Regions from separate parts of the Homo sapiens genome. Here region 1 is linked to region 2. A link is an interaction called in ENCODE POLR2A ChIA-PET data of the cell type or tissue named here. Cell type or tissue: Panc1. All regions are shown on one strand.

The links. Peaks named below come from ENCODE experiments on the same cell type or tissue, not always from the same donor. Only the 100,000 strongest peaks of a DNase experiment are listed, where the experiment ranks them.
Region 1: POLR2A ChIA-PET joins it to region 2 with 16 read pairs; 2 of 35 experiments call an interaction of 5 or more read pairs at or near these places.

The regions. Positions count from the first base shown.
Region 1 is chr14:24,122,206-24,130,205 of GRCh38, forward strand. It overlaps DCAF11 (DDB1 and CUL4 associated factor 11), which reads left to right. Exons shown (of 15, transcript NM_025230.5): 14 at 766-872; 15 at 970-3,037. The coding sequence ends at 1,104. Among named protein-coding and RNA genes, the nearest start is that of FITM1, 4.5 kb to the right of the region's middle. In Panc1, no CTCF peak of the experiment used is centred here; no DNase peak of the experiment used is centred here.
Region 2 is chr14:24,394,064-24,402,063 of GRCh38, forward strand. It overlaps NYNRIN (NYN domain and retroviral integrase containing), which reads left to right and starts at 4,940. Exons shown (of 9, transcript NM_025081.3): 1 at 4,940-5,023; 2 at 5,167-5,381. The coding sequence starts at 5,184. RefSeq lists a silencer at 4,994-5,083. In Panc1, no CTCF peak of the experiment used is centred here; no DNase peak of the experiment used is centred here; H3K4me3 peaks cover 410 bases.

The DNA.
Region 1 (8,000 bases), 270 kb before region 2:
CAGCACCGTGGGAGGCCGAGGCGGGCAGATCACCTGATGTCAGGGGTTTGAGACCAGCCTGGCCAACATGGTGAAGCCCCATCTCTATTAAAAACACAAAAATTAGCCAGGCATGGTGGCAGGCGCTGGTAATCACAAGCTACTTGGGAGGCTGAGGCAGGAGAATCGCTTGAGCCCAGGAGGCTGAGGCAGGAGAATCGCTTGAACCCGGGAGGCAGAGGTTGCAGTGAGCCAAGATCGCGCCACGGCACTCTAGCCTGGGCAACAAGAGCGAGACTCCATCTCAAAAAAAAAAAAAAAAGAAAAAGAAAAAAAAAACCAGAAGCACAGCTGCAGATACAAGGAGCCTAAGGCAGTGCTGTCCCTAGAGAGACACTCACAGTCCCATGACAAAAGAAAGATGCACCCTGTCCAGATAAGGTGCAGCAGGTGCACACACCCCCAGACAGCTCATTGTTCACTTTTGTGGTGCCTTCCATATCTTACTAAAATCTTCAAAGCCAGTGCATTTCCTTAACTGTAGCCCCTATGAAATTTAGCTAAGGGCCAGACATACCCACACCACTAAACCATACCCTCAACCCAAGGTATGGAAAGGAACAGGGATAGAAGCAGAAATAACACAGTCTTCTGGTGTGGGCTTTGCTCCCATGGGAACATGGGAAGTTGCCTGAGAGGCAGGTCAGTGGTGCTACTCATGGGGAGGTGAGGGATAGTTTAGATGTCTTGTGGTGGTCCCTCTCCACTCTTGCCTGTCCTGGACAGTGTACGACCTTCTAAGTGGCCACATTGTGAAGAAGCTGACCAACCACAAGGCCTGTGTGCGTGACGTCAGTTGGCACCCCTTTGAAGAGAAGATTGTCAGCAGTTCGGTGAGGTTGCAAGGGTTGAGGGTGCTGGCACATGTCTGGGGCTTGGACTTGGGTGGGGGCAGCACATCCTGACTGCTTGCCACCCTCTGCCCTGCAGTGGGACGGGAACCTGCGTCTGTGGCAGTACCGCCAGGCTGAGTACTTCCAGGATGACATGCCAGAATCTGAGGAATGTGCCAGCGCCCCTGCCCCAGTGCCCCAATCCTCTACACCCTTTTCCTCACCCCAGTAGATCCAACCTCCAGCCCCATATAGGGTGAACCTCTTGATAAGCTCTCTGCCTCCTCCTCCCTTTCTCCCTTGTGGGGAATGTTTGGAGGAATCACTGGCATTTGATGGGGAATAACATAAGCCTGGGCTCTGAGCCTCAGCTGAGCCCTGGAAGATTCTCCCCATGGGGCAGAGTGGTCTCCTTACGTGCTCACACCCAGTCAGCTTGGGTCCCTATCTCTGGCCAGAGTTTGGCAGGACTGCCATTATCTGGGGTGTGGCCTCTGCCAGCAAGAGAAGTGTCCTGGGTGTTTTTAATCATGTTTGAATGTTAGGGGTTGGATCCTAGAGTAGATGCCTGAGGCCACATCTGAACAGACCTGTCAGCCAGGCCTGCCAGGTCTTCACGTTGAGGATTCAACTGGCCAATCACAGGACAGGTGTCCTGGCCTTTCTTCCTGAGGTCTCTAGGGGAGGGGCATGGGTAAGGGTGTTTCCTCAGCACCCTCCTGGGGTGGGGATTATGTCTGCTGTCATGTCTGGGTCTTTAGGGTAGGACAGGCTGTGGTATGAGAGGCAGGAGTCTCCACAAGGCTTCATGTGGCCCCTTATAGGGCAGGCCCTGCCCTCTGGGAAGGTCCCTTCATGCTGGAGGCACACAGCTTTAAGGAAGTAGGTTGAAGTAGGACTCCTTCGTCCTCTCACTGGCTTTGGCTCCCTCAATAAACTGTGTGGGAACCTGGCTCAGTGTCTGTCTCTCTCTCTCACTCTCTGTTTTTCCTATCTGAGGTCTTTCATCTCCTCACTTCAGGAAAACACAGTTCAGCAAAGTCTTCAGATGCGATCCTGTGTAGGAGAAAATACCCTTCTGGTGCCCCATGAAAAAGGGAAATACCAAAACCATTTGTTCACTGAGCCTTGCAATAGGTGCTCCCTTACCAATTTCAGAAGCTTCCCTGCAAGTAGATATCGAGAGAGCACACTTTCCATTAGAGCCTGGTAATACCCATATCACCTCTGCTCTGAGGCTGGGCCTGCAGCTGTGTAGTCTTTGGAAGAGGTAGCCCCTGAACGCAGAGCCTAAGAGAAGCAAGTCGGCCCTGACGCCAGGCCCCAGTGGGCGCCTCACACTCAGAACCTCATACCCCAGAGCAAACCGATGGTCAGGGAGAGGGCTAGAGCTCACACCCAGCTCGGAATAGATCTTCCCTGATGACATTTCATGCCCTCTAAGGCAGTTTTTAAATGAAGGTACACACATCCAGGGGTGTTCACAGGCTTTCACAGCAAGGGTACCTATTTCATGGCAAAATAGGCAGTTTTAAAAGAATAAACAAGCTAGGTGTGGTGGCTCATGCCTGTAATCCTAGCACTTTGGGAAGCCAAAGCTGATGGATCGCTTGAGCCCAGGAGTTTGAGACCAGCCTGGGCAACATGGCAAAACCCCATCTCTACAAAAAATACAAAAAGTAGGCCGGGCACGGTGGTTCACACCTGTAATCCCGGCATTTTGGGAGGCCGAGATAGGTGGATCACCTGAAGTCAGGTGTTTGAGACCAGCCTGGCCAACATGGTGGAACCCAATCTCTACTAAAAATACAAAAAAACTAGCCGGATATGGTGGCGGGTGCCTGTAATCTCAGCTACTTGAGAGGCTGAGGCAGGAGAATCGCTTGAACTTGGGAGCAGAGGTGAGCTGAGTGCAGTGAGCCAAGACCATGCCATTACACTCAAGCTTGGGCAACGAGAGCAAAACTCTGTCTCAAAAAAAAAATTAGCCAGATGTGGTGACGCATGCCTGTAGTCCTAGCTACTCAGGAGGCTGAGGTGGGAGGATCACCTAAGGCCAGGAGGTCAAGGCTGCGGTGAGCCGTGATTGTGCCAATGTACTCCAGCCTAGGTGACAGAGTGAGACCCTGTCTCAAAAATAAATAATAAATAAATAAATGTTCAGATCCTTGGCTTCTGTGTTCTCATTCCTCAAATTGATCTACCTAGTGTGAAACTCCCGTGCCAGATCTCCTTTCCCATCCACGCTTTTCATTCCCCGTCTGCCAAGTGATAAAGTTACCTAAGGTGCTACCCATCTCACCCAGAACCTGTGTTACTTCCAGGGCACCAAATTAAGAGAGAAATTCAAATTGTTAGTATCCTTATAGCTTCATTAGATCAAAGCCCCACAGACCGACCATTCTCAGTAAGAGATGCATTTACAATATAATTTTATGTTATCGAAGTAATGTAAAATGTTTGTTGTACAGGCATACCTAGGAGATATTGTGAGTTCATTTCCAGACCACTGTAATAAAGTGAATATTGCATAAGGCGAGTCAATTTTGTTGGTTTCCCAGTGCATATAAAAGTTATGTTGTTTTTAGGCTGGGCACAGTGGCTCATGCCCGTAATCTCAGCACTTTGGGAGGCCGAGGCAGTGGATCACCTGAGGTCAGGAGTTCAAGACCAGCCTAGCCAACATGGTGAAACCTCGTCTCTACTAAAAATACAAAAATTAGCCAGGTGTGGTGGCAGGCGCCTGTAGTCCCAGCTACTCAGGAGGCTGAGGCAGGAGTATCGCTTGAACCTGGGAGGCGGAGGTTGCAGTGAGCTGAGATCGCACCACTGCACTCCAGCCTGAGCCACAGGGTGAGACTCTGGGGAAAAAAAAAATTTTGTTTTGTTTTGTTTTTTTTTTTTTGAGACGGGGTCTCACTCTGTCACCCAAGCTGGAGTGCAGTGGCATGATCTCAGCTCACTGCAGCCTGGACCTCTCCTGGCTCAAGCAGTCCTCCACCTCAGCCACCTGAGTAGCTGAGACTACAGATGCCCACCACTACACCTGGCTAATTTTTGTGTTTTCTGTAGAGATGGGGTTTCGTCCTGTTGCACAAGCTGTTCTCAAACTCCTGGGCTCAAGCGATCCTCCCACTTCAGCCCCCCAAAATGCTGGGATTATAGGCATAAGCCACTGTGCCTAGCCATGAATGTTCTTAATGGCATCTGGAATGGTGAATCCTTTCCAGAAGGTTTTCAGTTGACTTTGTCGACAGCTATCAGAGGAATCACTATGGCAGCTGCAGTCTTACGAAATGTTTTTTTTTTTCTTTTTTTTTTTTTTGCTTGATATAGGGTCTTGCTCTGTCGCTCAGGCGCAGTGGTGCACTCAGCTCACTGAAACCTCTGCCTCCCCCTGGACTCAAGCGATCCTCCCACTTCAGCCTCCCAAGTAGCTGGGACTACCAGCACACACCACCCACATCCAGCTCGTTTTTGTTATTTTTTGTAGAGACGGGGTTCGAAATGTATTTCTTAAAGAGTAAGACTTGGCCGGGTGCAGTGGCTGACACCTGTAATCCCAGCACTTTGGGAGGCCGAGGCGGGTGGATCACGAGGTCAGGAGATCGAGACCATCCTGGCTAACACAATGAAACCCCGTCTCCACTAAAAATACAAAAAAATAGCTGGGCGTGGTGGTGGGCACCTGTAGTCCCAGCTGCTCAGGAGGCTGAGGCAGGAGAATGGCATGAACCTGGGAGGCGGAGGTTGCAGTGAGCCGAGATCGCGCCACCGCACTGCAGCCTGGGCGACAGAGCAAGACTCAGTCTCAAAAAAAAAAAAAAAAAAAAAAGTAAGACTTGCAAGTCAAAATTACTCCTTGATCCATGGGCTACAGAATGGATGTTGTGTTAGCAGGCATGAAAACATTAATCTCCCTGTACATCTCCAGAGTTTGTAGGTGACCAGGTGCATTGTCAATGAGCAGTAATATTTTGAAAGGAATCTTTATTTCTGAGGAGTAGATCTTAACAGTGAGCTTAAAATATTCTGTAACCCATGCTGCAAACATATGTGCTGTCATGCAGGTTTTGTTGTTTTATTTATAGAGCACAGCAGAATACATTTAGCATAATTCCTAAGGCCCTAGGATTTTCAGAATGGTAAATGAGGATTGGTTTCAACTTAAAGTTACCAGGTGCATTATCTCCTAATAAAAAGAGTTAGTCTGTCCTTTGAAGCTCTGTAGCCAGGCCTTGACTTCTCTCTAGCTGTGAAACTTCTATGTGGCATCTTCTTCCAATAGAAGGCTGTTTTGTTTGCTTTGAAAATCTGTAATTTAGTGTAGCCACCTTCATCAATGATCTTAGCTAGATCTTCTGGATAACTTTCTGCAGATTCTATATCAGCACTTGCTGCTTCACCTTGCATTTTTATGTTATGGAGGTGGCTTCTTTCCTTGAGCATTATGAACCAACCTCTCCTAGCCTCCTCACCACTCTCAGTCTTTATAGTATTGAAGAGAATAGGCTGGGCTCAGTAGCTCACACCTATAATCCCAGCACTTTGGGAGGCCAAGATGGAAGGATCACTTGAGGCCAAGGGTTGGAGACCAGTGTGGGCAACATAGTGAGTGTTGGCATGCACATGTAGTCCCAGCTACTTAGGAGGCAGAGCAGGAGGATTGCTTGAGCTCAGGAGTTTGAGACTGCAGTAAGACATGATCATGCCACTGCACTCCAGGCTGGGCAACAACGCAAGACACTGTCTCTTAAAAAAAAAAAAAAAAAGAGTTGGGGCCTTGCTCCAGATTAGGCTTTGGTTTAAGGGAATGTTGTGGCTGCTTTGATCTTCTATCCAGACCACTAACACTTTCTTGATATCAGCAATAAGGCTATTTCACTTTTGTATCATTCATGTGTTCACTGAAGTGTAGTACCTTTTAATTTCCTTTAAGAACTTTTCCTGGACAGGTGCAGCGGTTCACTTCTGTAATCCCAGCACTTTAGGCAAAGACAGAAGGATCACTTGAGCCCAGGAGTTTAAGACCAGCCTGGGCAACATAGTGAGACCCCTGTCTCTACAAAAAATTTAAAAATTAGCCAAACTTCGTGGCCTGCACCTGTAGTCCCAGCTCAGCGAGAGGAGGATCACTTGAACCAGGGAGGTCAAGGCTGCAGTGAGCTGCAATCATGCCACCGGATTAGGCTTTGATTTAAGAGAATGTTGTGGCTGCTTTAATCTTCTACCCAGACCACTAAAACTTTCTCCATGTCAGTAATAAGACTGTTTCACTTTCCTGACAGAAAGTGACCCTGTCTCAAAAACCCCAAAAACTAAGGTATTCATGTACTAATAATATATTTTAGACTACTAACAGTTACAATGAAAATAGAATCCATAGGAAAAAAATTAACTCTTAGGGCTTTATGGTCACAGGACATTTCTATTTTATTTATTTTATTTATTTTTATTTTTTGAGACAGTCTTGCTCTGTTGCCCAGGCTGGAGTGCAGTGGTGTGGAATGCAGTGGTGTGATCACTGCTCACTGCAACCTCAAATTCCTGGGCTCAAGTGATCTTCCCATCTCAGCCTCCTGAGTAGCTGGGTGGGTGCCACCATCTTTGGCTAATTTGTGTATATTTTGTATAGATAAGGTTTCACCATGTTACTCAGGCTGGTCTAGAACTCCTGGGCTCAAGTGATCCTCCTGCCATGGTCTCCCAAAGGACTGGAATTGCAGGTGTGAGCCACCACACTGGGCCCAGAAACTATAAAAAATTAAATTTTTTGGCTGGGCACGGTGGCTCACGCCTGTAATCCCAGCACTTTGGGAGGCCGAGGCAGGCGAATCACTAGGTCAGGAGTTCGAGACCAGCCTGGCCAACATGGTGAAACCCCATGTCTACTAAAAAAAAAAAAAAAAAAAAGTAGCTGGGTGGTGGCGGGCGCCTGTAATCCCAGCTACTTGGAAGGCTGAGGCAGGAGAATCGCTTGAACCCAGGAAGCAGAGGTTGCAGTGAGCCAAGATCGTGCCACTGCACTTCAGCCGGGGCGACAGAGTGAGACTCCATCTCAAACAAACAAAAAATTAAATTTTTTGAGTTACTTTTCTTGCAGAGAAATGTGATAAATGGTCAATAAAAGACTTTCAGGCATAAAAACATATTAGGATAAATTCTGTGAGGGAGTAGAATGGAAATATAATTTCTGATGTAAAATCTTGTCATGTTTTAATGGATAAAGGTGAAGTATCTAATCACTGTAGTATTTACATTTCATTGGATACATTTGAAACAGTGATATAATGGATTTATTTTGAAATGTCAGTATATGATACACTAGAAATTATGTCCTTTGCAACTATTTAAAACCACAATGAGACCAGGCATGGTAGCTCATGCCTGTAATCCCACCACTCTGGGAGGCCAAGGCAGGAAGATCACCTGAGGCCAGGAGTTCAAGACCAGCCTGGTCAACTTAGTGAGACTTTGTCTCTACAAAATAAATATTGAAACAAGGTCTCACTCTGTTGCTTAGGCTTGGAGTGCAATAGTGCCATCACGGCTCACTGCAATGTCAACCTCCTGGGCCCAAGTGATCCTCCCATTTCGGCCTCCCAAGTAGCTGGAATTACAGGCACGTGCCACTATGCCCAGCTAATTTTTTTAATTTTTGTAGGGACGGCGTCTCACTGTGTGAGACCAGCTCAAGGTGGTCCCGAACTCCTGTGGCTCCTCAGGCTGGTCCCAAAGTGCTGGGATTACAGGCATGAGCTACCACACCTGGCCAAAAAATAAAAAATAACCAACCATGGTGATGCATTCCTGTAGTTCTAGCTACTCAGGAGGCTAGGGCAGATGATCACTTGAGCCCAGGAGTTTGAGGCTGCAGTGAGCCGTGATAGCACACTGCATTCCAGCCTGGGCAAGCGTGAGACACTGTCTCAAAAAAATAAATCATAAAACTTTAATAAATAAAAATGAGTGGAAAGAATTTTTTTTTTTAAGACGGAGTCTTGCTGTTGTTGCTCAGGCTGGAGTGCAATGGCACAATCTCGGCTCACTGCAACCTCCGCCTCCCGTGTTCAAGCGATTCTCCTGCCTCAGCCTCCAGAATAGCTGGGATTACAGGCGCCCGCCACC
Region 2 (8,000 bases):
GCTGTGGCGTGAATGGGGGCAGCCAGCAGCAGAGAGTTCCCTCCAGCAGTCCTTCCTTGCACTTGGCTTCAAGTTTACCTTTACATGTCTTGGAGATAGTCCCATATTAGGACAAATAGAGGTGCCTAATTCTACCCGCCCCCCCCAATTCTTTTGAATGATAGTATTCTATTTTATGAACATCCACATTTAGATCATTTCCAACCTGCCATAGTGAATAATGCTGCAAATAATATCCTTGCTCAAATGGATATTTAGCATTTGTGAGAATACATCTGTAAAACACATTCTCAGAAGTGTGACTGCTGGGTCACAGAGTATGTCTAGTTAAAATTTTGATAGATATTGTCAGTTGCTATCCTTGGAGGTTGTGAGAACATGCCAGCAGGGTGCGAGAGTGGGCAAGACTGTGTGTTAGCAAACGTTGCTGATTCTTGCAGCAATTTTTTTTTTTTTTTTACCTCTGTAGGTTAAAAAAATAGTACTTTGCTGTAGTTTTAATCTGCATTTCTCTTATTAAAAGTGCAGTGGCACATGCTTTTATATTTTAAGAACCATATAGAGGTCCCCTTTTGTGGACTGTTTTTATACTTTGTCCATTTTTCTACGGGTTAATCTTTTTCTTCTTTATTTGTAAGAGTTGTTTAAATACTTAGGAAATTAGCCCTTGATCTATGGTATAATTGGCAAATATATTCTCCTAGCTTTTCATGTGTCTGTTGACTCTGTTTACGGTATTTATGTTTCCATGGGAAATAATTCTATATTTATGTAACTAAAAGTATTAAACAGTTTTAAAATGACTTCTGATATGGGTATCATTCTTAGAAAGGCCTGCCTCTCCCAAATGTAATAATATAAAAATTCTTCCATGGTTTGTTGTAATACTTTTATGATTTCATTTTTATTATTTAAGTGTTTGATCTTTCAAAAATTTGTTTTTCTGTGTGGTGTTAGGTATGAATATTTTATTTTATCTCAGAAGGCTACCTTATTGTCCCAAGATCATTTATTAAAAATACATCTTATCTCCACTGATTAAAAAACTATCTTGATTAGAGGAGAATACCTCCTGGCAAAAAACAAAGACAAAAACGATCTTGGCCATATACTAAATTTCAGTATATAGTTGGTCTTATTTTCTAGATTTTTAGTCTGTTCCAAAGAACAGTTTATTTATGCACCAGTTGTTCACATTACCTTTAACATTTTGGGAACTCTATCCTCCAGAACTGGGCGAGAATAAATTTCTCTTATTTTAAGCCACTCAGTTTGTGGTAATTTATGACAGCAGCCTAGGAAACCGGTACAGTTGCAGAGCTGGGATTTGAACCCAAGTCTTTTGACTCTGAGTCCTGTGTTCTGAATGGGAGCACAGGATTATTCATTTCTGTTCCTAAGACAGGGTGTTTATGAGGGGAAGAGTAGGGGAAAATTAGTATAACTTAGTTTCCTTAAGCCTCCCCAGCCTGTAGGTGTTAAGAGATAGAGTGCGCTGAATATTCTCTGTGTACCCTTCACTCTTCTCTGTCCTGCACTGTGTTCAGGAGGTTGACCTCAAGGGATGGCTTAGCCTTCCACAGCCTTGCCATTTGGCTTCTGGTTGGGTTTGTCCAGTGCTGGGCATTCGCAAGCCACAGGAAGGTGGCTCCCTCCCTGCTGGGTGGCAGCCTGCTGGTGGCTGTGATCTTTACCCAGGCCCATAGCTTCTGTCTTGTGGCCTATGGCTCCAGCTCTTGCCCAGCGGTTGGTGGCAGTAACCACTTCTGCCTTTTCCCTTTCAGGCCTACTGGTGGTAACAGCTTCCTGCTGATACCTAGCCCTCAAGAACTGCACCAGTCTCTTACAGGTTTTCCATAACCCCACTCAAATCCCCATAAAAGAGCCATTCTTTAAATTTCCTTCAGTCATCACTTTTGCGAGTACCGTGTTTCCTGCTGAGATCCTGACCACTCTGGGGACCATATTGTGTGACAGAGAGAGAGTAACTCTGGTTTCCTTGACTCTAGCCTTCAGTGCTCATTTGGAGCCACCTTAAGTCCTGACCATTCCAAATGCCTCTGGGAGGGCACTTCTGCTTTGTGGCTCTGAAGGAATGCAAGTTGCTCAGGGACTATGGCAAAGTCGGGAAGAAGCCTGTCTCCTCTCTGGGTTACTCCTACACAAAGATCCCAAGCAGGGCTGCCTCGGTTCCAGGGCTCCCTGCCCCATCTCTGGAACTTGGATAGGTGTGGATCTGGGCCAGGTACTTGAGTGCCAGAACTGCCTCTCTCTCTGGAGCCTTGGAGGGATAAGGATCTATTACTCTGTCAAGCTCACAGGGCAGGCCCTTCCTTTAATCAAGATGAGCTTTCTTCTTGGAGGTTTCTCATTCCTCATGCAAACAGACTCGTGACAGGGTGTGCTCCCCTGTTGCCAGACATGCCTAGACATATCGAATTCTACTTACACTTGAGCTGGGATCCTTTTATACAAGGTTAGGAAAGTAAATGAGGGCCAGGTTGCAGAAGGCCTCCAACACATCAAACCAGTTTTAACCTAATATTGTAGGCAAGGAATCACTGAATGTATTTGAGATAGGGAGAGCCTTGGATCAAGAACTGCTAAGAGCTTAGCTTGGTTGCCATCTCAGTGCCCATATTCTTGCTCTCCCTCTAGTTGAAATATCCCCATCAGCAGAGAGGCCCCATGGAGTCATTCTCCATCACGGTACCTTGTCTTATTTCCAGGAGAGTAGTTCCCCTTCTCTGAAATCATACTCTTTCTTTCTTCTTCCTCCTGTATTCCATGGGGGCAGGGAGATCTCCATCTTACTCAATGCCATACTCTTAGGGCGTGGCTCATAGTAGACACTCAGTGAATACGTGTTAAATTTGTTGAATAAGCGAATGAATTTGGTCCTATGAATGAATTTAGATGAGGAAGCCCATGGAGTTCAAGGGACTTAGGGACCTGCCTGAGTCCACATTAACTCATGTAACTCATCCAGAACTGAGCATAGCTGGGATTAAAACCAGGCTAGCTAACAAAATCTCTACCTCCAGGAGAGGCAGGAGCTGGGGAATGGGTTAGTAGGAAGGGTGAGGAGAGGATTTCTAGGAAGATGTGGTGACACATTGGCCAGAACTGAGGTGGGGGAGAAGAGACAAGCTCTTGAAATGGGGAATTAACATATATTGGGTATCTACTCTGTGCTAAGCACTGTACCTGGCGCTTTACATGTAGTCTGATTTCTACCCTCCGCTGTATGTATTATTATCCCAATTTTCATGAGCTAAAGAAATAGGGACACAATAGTTTAAATAAATTGTCTGCTTTTATCCATTTATACATAACTTGATTCCTAAGATTGACCTCTTCTGACCCTCAACATGGCCTCTTTGAACATAGAATTAAACCCAGGAGTTCTCCATGAAGATGATCACCATGCCTGGGGTTCATGGTCTGATAGAGGAGGGCAGTAAGAGTTAAGTATTCATTCAGGGAAGGAGTGGGGAGCAGGGTTATGTGGCTCTCACCTTGTTTTGTAAGAGAAACTGAAGCACAATAAGGCAGGAGACTCTTTTGCTAAAAGGAGAGCAGTCAGAGGTGGAAAGAAGGCCTGAGATGGAGATTCAGCCCAAAGGCCTTCTGCTTCAAGGTACTAGAGAGGGGCAGGACAGGAGGACCAGGCAGGGTGGAGCAGAAGGCTTTGGAGCCAGAAGTAACACAGATCATTTTTTCCTTTTCTGGATTCCAATCTAGGGAGAAGAATCAGGTGTGCAGGATGAAGTAGGGTGTGGTGGGCTGAGTCCAGTCCAGACCAGGAGTAGCGTGAGCCCCTCCCTGCCCCCAATTGGGCCCCTTCCTTGCAGTGGGGTGCTCCTGGTCCCTTGCCTGCACACAAACACATAACGACCCTGCAGACCAGATGTTCCAGGGCAGGCCTAATTTAAAGTCTGATGCCTTTTGACCTCATAGGTATACTTGTGTCTATCAGACTGTGGCTCTTCGTTTTAGTCTGCAAAATAAGATCATTGAGGCCGAGACATAGGCCCTGCCCTCCACAGGGCCAGGTTCTATTCAGGCCCAAGGCTGTATAAGGTGTTCTTTGTGCTGGGGATGTGAGCAGAGCCTGGGTGTTGAAGGTGGTCCCCTAGCCCAGGGTTAGTCCCAGACCACTGATGCCAATTGGCTGACTGGTCAGGGGTTGCAGGAGACCTCGGAGGTTACATTACTGCCCGGACCCTCTATCTCCTTCCCCTCACAGCATAACTCAAACGTGCTAAAAAGGGCTTTCATAAACAACTCAAGTCTGAAAACTCTGGCAGCTCTCCCGCCCCTCCAGCCCTGGGGGGCTTCAGGAGGGTCTGGGCTGCCCGCCAGCTCCAAGCTGTCCCTAGACTTCAGTGGGGGGTGGGGAGTCAGTGCTGTTACCCTTTCCTTCCTGCTTGGTCTCCAGCCCAGAGTTTCCTTAGGCCCCGGCCTCCCTGGGCTCCCCACCCTACTCTACCTTAACCCTTTCCTCCCAGGGAAGGAGTGGCCGAGGTCCCCGTTCTCTTGGGACGCCTGGGAGAGGCTGTTGGGGGTAGGGGGGAGGTGGGGGTAAAGGGGAGAGATCCTTGTTCCAAATCTCAAAAAAGGGTGCCGGAAACCAATCCTCCCCTCCTTCCTCTTCCCCGTCCTTCCACTAGCAAGAGGGGAACGTGGAAGGAAACTAACTTTGACCCCTGGATTCTGGCTCTGGGCCCAAAACTTGGGTGGAAGGCAGAGGCCTCCGGGACCCTCCCCGCCCCCTCCTCCCCCCCGCCGGCTCCCCCGCCCTCTCCTCCGCGCCCCTTTAAGCTATCCAGCAGACGGAGACAGAGTTGATCCAGGAGGGGCTGGCAGAGTGCTGGAGGGGGAAGGCTGGGGGCGGAGGGAAGGGCGGCAGGAGCCCGACCGGTCCCACCCCTAGCTACAACCCCGGGCAGGAAGAGCTCGTCGCGGTAGCAGCGGTCGAAGGGGACCAAGCTCCAGAGGGCGGGCGCCCGAGCCGTGCGGGGTGGGTCCCGCCGCCTGGAGGAAGGAGGCCGTGCGGGGGGCGCGCCGCGGGGAGGAGGGGGCGTGGCTTAGGCGCCTGGGGCTGGGGGCTGGGGCGCCTGCCGCCCCGAGACCCGGGTGACACTATCGTCTCCTTCGTTCCAGGAGCGGGCGGGGCAGCCATGCTCCTGTCTGGGGGCGATCCTCCGGCGCAGGAATGGTTCATGGTGCAGACAAAATCGAAGCCTCGGGTGCAGCGGCAGCGGCTGCAAGTGCAGCGCATCTTTAGGGTCAAGCTGAACGCCTTCCAGAGCCGCCCGGACACCCCCTACTTCTGGCTACAGCTCGAGGGGCCCCGAGAGAACATGGGCAAAGCCAAGGTAAACAGCTTCTCCCCACCCCCACCCATCTCTTCCAGCCAGATCACTCTCTCCCCTTCCCCTGGGGAGATGGTGGTCCGCAGAGACACCACCCACCCTGCCCCCGCCTGGATTTGGCAGTGTGGCAGGCAGGTAGTGGGCCATCCTCCTGCCTCGCCAGATCAGCCTGCGCTCCTTCCATGCCCGCTTCTTCCCTCTGGTTCCTTCCTTTCCTGCCCCACCCCTTCCCTACGTGTCACCTCTGTCCCTCAAGTGCACTGAGAGCACCTCCTCGGTGTGTGTCCCCCATGAGACTTCCCTGGCCAGGGCCCCAGCATCAGCAGTCCCACTTTTCCATCTGGGGAGCAACTCAAGGCGCTGTATTTCTGTGGCCTCTGCAACACACCTCTTTGTTCTCCACCAAGACTGAAAGGCCCAGGTCCTTCTGTCTCCTTTTAAGTCTCCTTAAATCCTGGGCTGCCCCTTGGAGCCTCTGAGTACTAGGACTGGAGGGGCCTTTAGAGATGCTTCTAGAGTGATACTGGCATTTTACAGATGAGGTACTGGTGGCCAGAGAGGGTAAGGGGCCTGGCTGAGTGCTCAGAGTCAGGTAGGTGAGGTGGTGGGGGTTGGACCAGAACCCAGGGCTCTGGGCTCCCTGCCCCACACTCTTGATGCCACTCAGCTTCTTGCAGGGGTTCAGAGTGGGGTGCAGCCCTCTTCCCAGATTCCCAGCCCTTGGAGATGGGTGGGAGTCTGGGAGGAGGGCTATGGGTTTTCAGATGAAAGGGCTTGCTATGTGGGGCTGGACCTTGGACAGGCCAGATCACAGTGCGCCTCTCTTGCAATCTCCCTGGCTTCTCTCACAAGCTTTTCCTCCCCTTGGGCCTGTCAGATTCCACTGTCCCCCAAGGTTTACCTCTTCCCTTAGATTCCTTTATCTTACTTCTTCTTTGTAGGAATGCCACAGCCTCCCTCTGCCCCAGACCACCTTCCCCTTCACCACGCACACCTACTGCAGATGGGTTTATACCTATATCTTAATTGGTCAAGGCCATGGGTGGGGAGGCCCAGAACTCGGCCAGCCAGCCTGGTAGGCAGGCAGGCTGGGAAGTTCCTCCCTCAACCCCTCTGTGGAGCTGCTAGGTCAGCAGTTTTTCCAATTTTGACAGAGGTGCTAGGAGGGGGAAGGGGTGTCTTCCCAAAGAACATATGTACTGGAGGCCTTGAGAGGAAGACATTTAGAAGCCGGGGTAGGGTAGGCTAACAAGAGGAGTGTTTTGGGTTCTTTGGGTTCTTAATCTTTTTGTTACTTTGAAAGGCAGCAGCTCACCCTCTTAGGGGACTCACACTTTCTTTTTCTTTTTTTTTTTTTTTTGAGATGAAGTTTCACTCTGTTGCCCAGGCTGGAGTGCAATGGCGTGGTCTTGGCTCACTGCAGCCTCCACCTCTGCCTCTTGTGTTCAAGTGATTCTCCTGCCTCAGCCTTCTGAGTAGCTGGGATTACAGGCACGTGCCACCATGCCCAGCTAATTTTTGTATTTTAGTAGAGATGAGGTTTCACCATGTTGGCCAGGTTGGTCTTGAACTCCTGGCCTCAGGTGATCCACCCGCCTTGGCCTCCCAAAGTGCTGGGATTACAGGCATGAACCACTGTGCCGGGCCAGGACTCACACTTTCGGAGGTACCCCCGCCACCCCCTCCTTGCTCAAATCCTGGATTGGCTTCTCCAGGCCTACCTGCTCCGTCTCCCTCTGCTGCTTCAGGGTTCTTCGGACCGCAGATCTCACACCTCAGGCTCCCACTGTAGGCCCAGCTAATGGAATCAGTGGCTCCCTTGATTCCTAGCCCTGTTCCTCCACTCCCCCTTTGTCTTCCCTTTGGGAAAGGCATTGTTGAAAAGTGGGAACCCAGCGTGAGGGGATTCTGGGTAGCTCCCTGCCTTATTTTACACAATGACCATAAAGGAGACTTTGTTGGCAATTTGGAGAAGGAGGACAGGGAAGGTGAGGGGCGGGGGGGGTTAAAGTTTTGTCTCAGGGGTTAGGGGATCTGGGTTTGATATGCTGTCACCAAGTTACAACCAAGATAGGAGGGGTATGGTGAGGAGAGTTTGAGACTGGGGTTTGCTACCTGTTAACTATCTGAACTGGGTGATCAGATCAAATAATTTATCCTCTCTTGAGCCATTTCCCTCATCTATGGAACAGACTATAATAATACCTGGTTCATGAAGAGTTTGTGAGAGTCTGCTGAAATCATGCATGTTACAATACTGTTATAAAATGTGGAGAGCTATAGAGTATAGATGTTAGCTACTATTGTTTTTGACTAGCTGCGTAACTTTGAGCAAGTCCTTTTCCCTCTCTGAGTCTCGATCTCCCTGTTTGTAAAGTGGAAGTCTTGGATTAAATGCTGTCTGAGGTCCAGCGATCTGACACATGAACATTTCCCAAGTGTAAGGATGTCTTGTGGTTCTCATAGGGAGGCAGCGTGGCTGGCCCCAATCTCAGCTGTAGGGACACAGAATCATGCACTTTGTTAGTGGCATACTGAACATAGGCCAACAGGCAGAGAGGACTCTGGGAGACTACAGGTTGCAGGACTGGGGGAGGGCTGATGGTGAGGGTGGCTTGTTGG